Linked DNA regions of Homo sapiens: region 2 is linked to region 1. Evidence: chromatin contacts called from ENCODE Hi-C or POLR2A ChIA-PET data. All regions are on one chromosome and are shown on one strand. Each heading gives the region's core, a stretch centred on a gene start or an enhancer-like site at or near the end of the contact. The rest is flanking DNA. Distances are from core to core; before and after follow the strand shown. Region 1 overlaps DISP1 (dispatched RND transporter family member 1). Region 2 has its middle 61 kb from the start of TLR5.

Evidence for each region. Hi-C counts contacts between places; a loop is a spot of excess contacts on that map. ChIA-PET counts read pairs that join two places held with the same protein, here RNA polymerase II (POLR2A). Pooled maps may share reads with other maps.
Region 2: a map of endothelial cell of umbilical vein shows a loop between it and region 1 (4-fold over the local background). The contact joins two enhancer-like sites. A Hi-C loop is called at or near these places in 7 of 168 maps with a recorded cell type or tissue (HepG2, PC-3, PC-9 and 3 more), 1 of 37 single-sample maps with no recorded cell type and 7 of 50 pooled maps. POLR2A ChIA-PET finds 5 or more read pairs at or near these places in 3 of 52 experiments (H1, MCF 10A and naive thymus-derived CD4-positive, alpha-beta T cell).

What each region holds. Positions count from the first base shown.
Region 1 is chr1:222,992,588-222,997,950 of GRCh38, reverse strand. It overlaps DISP1 (dispatched RND transporter family member 1), which reads right to left. Exons shown (of 9, transcript NM_001377229.1): 8 at 2,969-3,066. Among named protein-coding and RNA genes, the nearest start is that of TLR5, 150 kb to the left of the region's middle. Within about 2 kb of position 3,275, at least 5 of the 41 ENCODE cell types and tissues checked have a DNase peak (open chromatin) inside an H3K27ac peak, as active enhancers do.
Region 2 is chr1:223,079,270-223,084,632 of GRCh38, reverse strand. No RefSeq gene overlaps it. Among named protein-coding and RNA genes, the nearest start is that of TLR5, 61 kb to the left of the region's middle. Within about 2 kb of position 3,277, at least 25 of the 41 ENCODE cell types and tissues checked have a DNase peak (open chromatin) inside an H3K27ac peak, as active enhancers do.

The DNA of each region.
Region 1 (5,363 bases), core at 2,026-4,525:
GTAGACTTTTGGGGCTTTGATCACCTATTTATTCATTTGTTGGTATGGATCTATAATTGGCCATACCAACCATTCATTTTGACACATGTCTTGAGTCTGTTTCTCAAATTCTCACAAGAGCACCGCAATACTGCTCTCTTCCTAATTAACTGCCAAAGCATATAGATAATGCTTTTAGTTGTTGACTTAGAAAATATGTACTAAAAACATGTAGTTGTACTGTTCTTGCCAGGGATTACAAACTTAAACTCACAGCTGTCCTATCCTTATCAACTCGGTAGAAAGATAGACAAGCAGAGTACATCTATTCCTTTAGATAATCTAAATTATGCAAATGCAACAAGCTAAACCATTAGAAAGCCACATAGATTCCATTGCTTTGATCTCTTATAGAAATGCTTTTACTGTAATGTTTTCTTGCTACCAGCCTACCTATGTTTTGCAAATCAGCTGAACTTTAATATTGTATCTCTTCTAAGCACGCTGTTAAAAATTTTGTACACAGTGTCACACTTCTTTTATGAAGACTATGGGGGAACTGTCTCCTCCCGTCTTAGCAGGAGGAAAAGCTGGGCTTCTAAAAAACAAACTTGTTACCCTATTTATATGACTTTTGTTACTGATTGTGAATCCTTTTTGCTCTGGCTGCTGGGAGGTTACAGATAAGTTTGCAGCTCCCATCAGCAAATGTACAAGATTGTGGGGTGTGCATTAGTATAAATCTCATCCTTAGCTTTATTATTTTCCTCCCATTGTTTTCCCTTCATGTATTTCATTCAACTTATTTATCTCATCCTTTGCATATGCTTTTCTGTAAACTACCTCAACATGATGATTTTTATCATCTATCTATCTATATAAATCATGTTGAGGTAGTTTACAAATATATATATATATATAGAGAGAGAGAGAGAGACAGAGAGAGAGGAGAGATGAGAGACTATACTACTTTTATTTATGAAAGCCACCATGGCGTACTATTGCTTACTGGCTTTTGAGTCTCAGAGTCTAACATGTACTCATGGAATAAATTGCTAGCTCTTTAAGAAAAAAAAGGATACTTATTCCAGACCACAGTGACTTTTTAAGCTTCATTTGTGTGGGAAATGGCATATACAGGAAACAAAACGGGGGAGGTATCTTCCTCACTAGAAGCATAAAGCAGGGTGGGTAAAGGCAGACGCTGGAGTTCAACTTGGCTGGGTTCCAATCCTGGAAGTGCCCCTGACCAAAGATGTGAACTTTCCTCAACTGAAAAATGGGCTATTTAGTATTTAATTCACAACACTGTCATTGGGATTAAATGAAATAATGTATTAAAGTATTTAGAACACTTCCTGGCACATGGTAAATACTCACTAAATATCAGCTATTAATTAACTGAGTGAATTCAATCACTTCAGAGTCTTCAGGAAAGGGAAGGTCTGAAGATCAACCAAAGGTAGAAGAATGAGGACAAGAAGGAATAGAAATTAATGAACTGTACTCATCCAAGGTGAGATTATAAAGTAACCAGACTGGCTTAGCTTCTCTTAGCTTAATTTATCATCCGTGTAAAATGCATTGTAAATTCCAAGGTCACAGATCCACTGTGAGTGATGTACAAGTACCCAGCATAAAGTCTTGCACATAGTAAATTTCGCTACACATTTACAACTTTAGAGTTAATTTTCTGTATAAGAAGTATCCTAATGCATGACAAAGAGAAATAGGTTCATAGCCTTCAAATAAGGAACTGATAGCTGTAGAAGAGAAGAAAACATCACAAATAAAAATTGATCACCAATTAAGAAACTTTGGTCTATTTATAGATCGTTTGTGGCTTTGGTCTATGTGAAAGGAAGATAGCACTGACAGAAAATCCTGATACCTCAGTCGATTGGAAAGTCATTTTCAAAATGTACAAACAGCCTCTTAGAATGAAGGATGGGGTAAATCTGGGAGGTCTGGGACCAACTAACTAGGTTACCTGGTTAAGATACTTAGTTCTTAGAAGGTACTCATGTTAGTACAATGAGACTGCTGGTTTGGGTGATCTCTTCTTTCCTTTCTACTGCCTATTTCATTAAGAAATTTCCCTGTTGACCGAACAGGTGATTGCATGAGGTGGTCAGGCTAGCTCTCAGCACGGCACATGATTCGATTTTTTAACCAGTCATTTTACATTTTAGAGTTATGCTGAGAACACAAAGAGTTCCTTTTATGCTGGTTGCTATGCTTGGACAAGTTCATTAGTGACATCAGATAGCAGTTTCTATTTAGAGAAACTATCTCTGAACATATGAAATTGACAGCTCTTCCAAACCCAGAAGCTCACTACATTTTCTGATGCGGACATGTTTTTGGCTGTAGAGAAGACTGAGAGACAAAGCGCCTGTCTTCTTGCATCCCGGTGTCTCCCGAAGCAGCAAGGTGTTTAGCATTCAGGGCAGTTTGGATTGGATTACTGTGGTCATTTACATAGATACTGTATTTATGCTCTTTGATGTCCCCTTTCCCAGCCTGCTCCCTAAATTTCCCTTTGAGGTCACTGGCCCAAATGACCCAGTGATTGCCAGAGAGGCAGGCATTTCATTGCACAATTAAGATGCTGACAACTGCCTCAGGGCAGGAAATAGGGAACAATGAAACTAGGTTAGGAAATAAAAATACAACAAAAGAAGAAAAACAGTCTTAAATATTATACTGAAAAGAAATACTATGTGAAATAACAGAAAACACCATCAACAGCCAGAGATCATGAATGGGAAAGAAAAAGGAAGATGGTATGTTTTAAAGTTGAAGGAAACACGGACACTTTGATCCTGGGATCTGAAAGAATGCAAAGCTGGCCTGCTGGAGTTTACTCCTCAGTAGGTAAGCCTCTGAAGTACTTTCATCTGATCAGAAACCAGGGTCAGCAGTAAAAGGAGTTTCAATAATACAACCTTATTTGTGCTAAGGAGATTTTAGTTTTTATCTTACATACCCTGGAATTATCTACATTGCACATTGATTTAATTGCAGGTAAATTCCATAATGTCTCCCCTCCAGATGAAGTAAATACCACTCTGGAATATCGGTCACCTGGTGATATGAAAAAAAAAAGGAAAGAAAAAGGTTTATAAATTATTCATTTATTTCATAAGACTCAGGATTTGGAAATAATTCAAACTGGGAAACCACATGGATGATTCATTAGCAGCAGGAAATTCTTTCCTTTGATAAATTCCAGGAGAAAATGTTAAAAGAAAAAAAAAAGCAATGCCATAATATTGTCTTAGCGCAAAGCCTTTGTCTACTCACTACATCTTAAAATTGTATGAATTATATAGCAAATCTATTTTTGGTCAGACTATAGGAAGAAAAATCCACAGGAATTTACAACAGGAAACGAATTGAATATATCCCTCTTAATTTCACAACACATCACCCTAATACAAAAAGATGCACTAGGGAATACCAAGAATGGATTATAGGGATGTTCTCCCTGGCAGCTAACTAGAGAGGAGAGATGGTGGGTGATCTATTTAAAATCGCTAAAAACAGCCAACTAAGTACAGAATGCTGGCCACATTCTGGTCGAGTACATGGTCTCTCTGGTACACTAGAGGCTAGAAAAAATATTTTGAAAATCAGATTAACAAAAAAATATGTTTCTGAATAAGGGAGGTTGTATGATATACCAGAAAGAGCATGCATGGTCTTTAAAGTCAGATTAGGATATAACCAGGTCCTGTCATTTACTAGCTACGTGACCTTAGGCAACTAACAACTTCTCTGAGCCTTGGTTCTTCATTTGTAAAATGCAGACAGCAATATCTATCTCAAATAGCTGTGAGAATTAAATGAGATAATAATAGATGCCCAACAATATTGTTTCTGTATCCTCAGAACAGAAACAATATGAACCACGTATTAAAGAATATGAACCACATAAAACAAAGAAGATTAATTTTATGATAGTTAAAATGTCTAATTGTGCTAACAAATAAGCTGGTAAATTTATGAATAAAGCTTTATTATAAAAGTTTTTATTTATGATCATGAAGTTTTGGCTATTATCTCATGTTGACTGATTTTGGAGAGCAAAATCAGCCTGGTAGAAACTGAAGCATTTCATTTACATAGAGCTGGTAATGGCTTTAGTCAAGGCAGAATCTACTTATGAGACAGCATTTACTGTTGACTATTGAAATGTAATGTTTTTCCTGGTTAAGATCATAACTAACAGATGTTGGTTAAGCAATAATATATACTAATACTTTGATTGAGAGAAATAAACCAGCCAGAACATGCAAGTAACCAGAGTTCAATTTCCTAATGTTTTTTAAGAGAAGAGACAGAAAAGGAAACATGTATTGCTTCCTGGGATCAGTATAAGGTTCTGCCTCATCTCCTACTATCTATTACTATACAGAGTAAGTGATCAAAATAAAGACCCTGAGACTTGGTAAACTCCAGAAACATCAAAGATCCAATCAGGTCATCTAGTGTTCTAATAAGACAGGAAAAAATACATTTAAGAGGGATTTTCAACACCAACAGCAAAAGCTGAAATCAAAAGAGCTTTAATGTTAATATTCACTTAATTAAAAATTATACTATCCACAATTCCTCAATCCTAATCACTATGGCTAATCAATGGCTTACATACTTATATTCATGTCCTCTAGGCTGTGCCTTCCTTCTTCTCTGGCAGCTGCAGAGTAATCAGGCTGACTCCATGTTACAGCAAATTTTGGGTAGTGAATTTGTTGCCAACATTTAGAGAATTAATGGCTCCACATTCAAATCTGGATTCTTGGCCAGGTGCGGTGGCTCATGCCTGTAATCCCAGCACTTTGGGAAGTCAAGGCGGTATGGTCACCTAAGTTCGGGAGTTCGAGAGCAGCCTAACCAACACGGATGGAGAAACCCCGTCTCTACTAAAAATACAAAATTAGCCAGGCATGGTGGTGCATGCCTGTAATCCCAGCTACTCGGGAAGGCTGAAGCAGGAGAATCGCTTGAACCTGGGAGATGGAGGTTGTGGTAAGACAAGATTGCGCCATTGTACTCCAGCCTGGGCAACAAGAGCGAAACTCTGTCTCAAAAAAAAAAAAAATTCTGGGTTTTTGACCTCTGGCAAGTTCTTGCAACATTTGGGCCCTCATTTCTAGAACCCCATCTTTTGTCGCGGCTAAGTAGCAGCCGATTTCTTTCGACAGGGCAGATGTTCCTTAGTGTTCCACAATCACCATCACTTCTCCTGTCACACCTAGCTAGCTTTATTCACTTGGATTATATGCCAGGCCCCTGAGGCATTCAAACTTTGAACCTCTAGACTTTATTTTTTTCACCTCTCTACCTCTACTGCCTAGTGATGAGGTAACACACAGAAG
Region 2 (5,363 bases), core at 2,028-4,527, 87 kb before region 1:
AAGTGGGAAGAGACGCTCTGAGACTCTCAGGCAAATTCCATTTCTTTGGCGTCGAAAGAAAACAGCCACTCGGAGCAGCCTGGTTTCCATCCACTACAGTGCCAAATGCCTCCGCCTTCTTTCCTGAGGGCCTAAGGTCAGAGAGAGCAGCAGAAGGCCTTGTCAAACTCGGGCCCTTCTAGTAACTTCCAAAGCCTCCAGGGGTGTGGCCAACGTTGTTGAGAACGGGAATATCTGCAGAGGACCTTAGGGTGAGCCTCTCCAAAACTGAGGAAGTACAATGTATGGGGCACGCCTTTTGTCTCCATTCTAGCCCTTCCACAGGTACAGGGGGAGCCTTGGGTGTGGGCGACCCCGACGCTGTGCTAAGGCTGGCATAAGGGAACGTGATGGGCATCCCAAGCAGCCTTCAGTTTACAGGCGTGCTCCAAGCGCCTGCTGTGCACGATGTGGTGTATTAGGCACCATGGGGGTGAGGCTGGGGAAAAACAAACCTCAGACTATACACGTGCACCAGCATCAACTGGAGAAGACAAACATACGCGCCACAGTTAATTAGCCCTACAAAACAGCACCGGCTAATGAAGTGGCGCTGGAAATAATGTGTGTGATATATTTACTGTAATTTAGTTTGTTTTCTGCCAGAATAACGCAAGCTCAGACGTGCCAGGAAGAAGGACGTGAGTTAGTCCTGGAAGGGTAAGAAAGATTTAGATCCACTGGGGCTCCCCCTGGCCCTTCCGTAGTGCCGGACGTCCTCACGTTGCCCCTGACCCAACACATATCTCACTCCAGTCTAAGGATTAGTAATGTACTCCTTGCTAACGCTTTCCCAAGGAGATGGAAGAAAGTTTTTCTCACAACCGAAACAGCAAAAGCTTACCCCAAACCCCTTTCCACTACATGCTCTGACCTCTCTGCTCCCACAGCAATGGGCTCATCCACCCCCAACACCCCCGAGACCTCCTCCTCATGTTCTCCAAACTTCCAAGCCATCTTTCACTTCGAAATCCCATTCCCTTTAGCATTCCATCGGTTCAGCAGTGGCTGGCCAGGCCAGAACCAGGTATTGTGGGTGGAATTGTGTCTACTACAAAAGTCATTTGCTGACGTCCCATGTTCCTTAGAATAGCACCTCATTTGAAGATAAGGCTTTAGAAAGGTAATCAAGTTAAAATGAGGCCATTACTCATCCAAAATGAATAGTGTCCTTATAAAAAAGAGAAACGTGGAGACAGCCACACACACAGAATGATGCATGAAGACACATGAAGATGGTCGACTACCAGCCAAGCAGAGGGGCCTGCAACAGATTCTCCCTCACAGCCCACAAAACGAATCAACCTGCCAACATCTAGATCTCGGACTTGCAGCCTCCAGAATTGTGAGGCCACAGGTTTCTGCTGTGTAAGCCTCCCGGTCTGTAAGACTTTGTTACAGCTGCTGTAGGAAGCTAACACACCCCTCCAGGAGCCCCTGGCTGTGTACAGGAAGCTTCGACTCACATGCTAAGGTGTGAGGGGGGCATGGCAGGTGCTCCGGGAAGGGGAAGCAGCAAAAGCAAAGGCGCGAAAGCAGGATATTCAGGGAGGCCAGCAGCCTGGCTCTGGGGAGGAGTTTGTGATGAGGAGCATAAGGTAACAAGGTGGCCAGGCCAGGTCAAGTACAAACAGGGCTAGATGCTGAATTTACGTGTGACATGCATTGCAATATTCATTTCTTCTTTGTTCCACAGAGACTGCAGGCAGCAGGGTAGCCTTTCCAGGTGCTATAAAGAGTCATTTCTCTGGGACCCAGACTTCAGTCTGAGTATCTTCGCAGCAGATGTGTCCTGTGGGTGGTACCACTTGGTGTCACACCCTCCATCCCATGCCTGCAGCTCCTTCTACAGCACTCAGCTCTGTGCACATCTTGGCATTATCTGGGTCTGCCTCTCTCTGTTTTCCCTGTGGCCTGGTGTCCCTCTGCGGGTGCCCAGTCACACACCTGCACGGGGGGAGGGCCACACACCGTGGACAGCAGTGGAAAGAGCACTGGGCTTAAAGTCAAGGGACTGGGCTGAAGGAGTTCGGGAAGTGCCACCCAAACACGGTATGCCAGCTACCTTGAACCGAAGGCACTGGGCAGCACAGGATGCAGGCGGAGGCTTGCTCTGAGCTGCCTTTGTCTGCCTAAAGACGGACCCTCCAAAGGGACCTCAATTATCATGAATCCCCCTCCCCAGGAAATTCATGAGCCAGGGGAGACTCGCATCACAGCAGAGGGGACTGAAGGTTGATGCCATGCCCAGGCCAACTTTGTCATAGGCTACCCATATTCTCCCAAGGGCCCATTCATCTTTCCCCAAATCATTCATTCTCCCCATGGCACCTCCATCCCCTCTCCTGCCTCCGCGGTGAGTCAGGCGCATAAGCTTCTAGGTCTCTCATTGGTTTGGAGATATTCACTTTTCTTTCCCATGATGCATCCATGTGCATAATAAATGTGGTCACCCTTCCTCCTGCTAATCCGCCTGCTGTCAGTTTATTCCATAGACTCCATTATGGAGCACTCAGAGGGTAAGGTTTCCCCTCTTCCACGGAGCCTTGCTGAGCCTCAGTTTCCCTATGAGGCAGGCATACTTCACCATCTCCTTTCAGGCTGGATATTCATTCTAAGGCCACACATGAATATGAGAATATTCAGGCCTTTTAGGTAGAATATTCTAAGAATCTTAAACGATGGTACCTCTTAGTGGAAGCAGTATTCTGACAAACCAATGGGGCAGGGAGGGTGGGAAATGGTGTTTTATGGTCACTCTGGGACCCCAGGCAAGGTAATCCTAATGGAAGCTCAGGCTTTTGGGGCGGGCTTTTTTTTTTCCTGTCTACGAATGGAAACATGAAGCAGATTTCGCAGTATCTCCCAGGGAACTGGACAGTCTACTTTGGGGCCGGCGCAGAAGAGATGACCCCTGACCACCTCCCGGTGTGCTGGCTGCGGCTGGACCCGAGGGCGCGTCCTCCCGAGCCTCTGCGGCTACTCTTCTCGCCGCCCCCAGGTGGTGCTGCAGGACCACAGCCTCGAGGCTCCTCCGCCCCAGGTGCCCGCCCGGCAGCCCCAGACCTGCCTGGATTTACTCCCTTCAGCGGGAGGAGACACCAAGAGGCCGACGCGTAAATTCCAGGCCTGGCCTTCTTCCAGCGCTCCAAAACCTTCTGGAGCCTTCTCAATCAATAGACTCAAAGGCTTTTAGCGTGTCCCTGCCACTTGACGTCAGAGGTGACACGGGTCTGTGAGCCTGGCTGCTGGAATTCACACTCAGCCAACACCCAGCTCGGGGCTGTTCCCCTTGAGCCTGTCCCAGTGCCCGGAGGGGCCTCTTTCCCTCATTCCTCCCCTTCTAGAAACCCTAGACACAGCGCCAACACCACACCCGGAGGCGCCGGCCTCAGGGGAGAAACCACAGTATACACACACCACACATACTATGTGTACACACACTACACAGTGGACACCCACCACACGCACAATACACATGCACGACACCCTGCACACACGTGCCACAGGTCAGCCTGGAAGCACGATCACAGAATGGGAGTCCTGTGGTGAAATCCTCGCTGATCTAGAAACAGCTGCACGGCCGCCCTTCCCGGGGAGAGTCCCAGGTCCTCAGAAGAGCCCCAAGTTGCAGCCCGGCCCATGCCTACCTGCAGCCCTGCAGCAGCAACACACCTGGAGGCAGAGAGAACTTTGGAATATGCTAGAAAGCCAGTAAGCGCACATCTCCTCAGAGCTTTGCTACTTTTGTCAAGAGTTCCATGCTACTTTATGAGGTAATGGAAAGACAAGGTTAAAGCTGATTGAGCTCAAGCTACATCTTTTACATGTTAAGGGCCCTCATTGGACCCTGACCCTGGCTACTCATGAGGGAGACTTTTCCTCCCTCTCCTGTGGGCCTGTGTGAGCCAGGCATGGAGCTTTGCCTGGGCACTGGTCCTTCCCCCCCAGGGCTGTGAGGGCAGGATCCATGGCCCTGGCAGAGTGAGGCTGGGGCCGGCATTGGAGCCTGAGGGGCAGGAGACCCCAGAGAGTTCCTCCGGAGCAGCACAGGGTGGGCATTGGGGTCAGAGCCTGTGGCCTTCAAACCTGGTTGCTCACACTACTGCTTCTCAGTACAGCCAAGGTGGTGCACGAATCCAAGAGAAAAGGTGAACGGAGAAGCCCGGTCCTGTGGGCCAACCCCAGGGAATGCGCTTCTTGGAGAACTGGGAGGCCTGAGCCCTGTCCTGTGGCTGGGGACAGTCCAATCTGTGATGCAGTAGATGCTGGGGGCCTCACGGAGGGCTCTGAGCTGAGGGTCCTTTCCACCCCCAGCCCAACCTCAGGGCCAAGAAAAGAAGGTGCTCAGTGACCCCGCACGAGCTCTTTCCCGGGTGCGCGAATTTCATGCAGTTATATTAAAATAGAAATACTCAAAGCCGCTTGGACCCAACTGACTAGCTGGGCATTAACATGGTGCCTAGGTAGGTAGGGCCTTCCTGGATTCCAGCTGTTGGACCCTTTTCTCAACAATGCTTACTTACACAAGCAACTAGGGATTGGCCCCCAAAATGAGGATTGCTGGGACTTGCAAATGATAATTGTCACCAAATAGGGTCTGGATAATTAGAATGAAGGATGATTAAAAGCGTGAGGAATCTTGGAAGTTTAAAGAGTCCAGCCTCTCCACGAGTGTAGGAATTCATTCTCATTCTCCCGGCAGGGATGATCCGGCCTCTGTGTGAACACTTCTAGGGACAGGGCACCCCCTTTTGGAAATCAGACCACTCCAGTATTAAAGAGTTTATTATTCACTCCTGCGTGGGCGTAAAATCTGCCTTCTGAGACTTTGGCCTGCGGGTCTGAATTCCACCTCTGAACCTCCAGAGAGGAGCCTTCCCCTCCCACTCAGCAGGTCACCCATGTCTCTGTCACTGACCACTGTCCACAAAGGGGCTGTTTAAGAGGGCAAGGGTGAGTTGGCAGCTACTTGGATCAAGGCGACCTGCCACACTCATTCTGGGGAAGTCACCAGAGTACATGGCCGAGGCTGGAAGGCAGATGTTTGAGTCTGTCAGAGTCTGTGCATTGACAGGATCCAAAAGCCTGGGGCAGCAGATGAGAGGTTCACAGCTGCTATGTACCCCTCCCCACGTGGAAAGGCAGACACAGGGGGACCCGTGGCCCTCACGTAGAATGCGTGGTCTCCAATGGTGGCCTTGGACCCCTCTTCCCCTGTGATCAGCCCCAGCAAGAAGCGAGGCTGTCCCCCTTCCCCCTGTGTCGAGCCATAGAAGGAGCAGCAGTCCTGGGCCCAGCCTTTAGCAGTCCTGGCAGTTTCC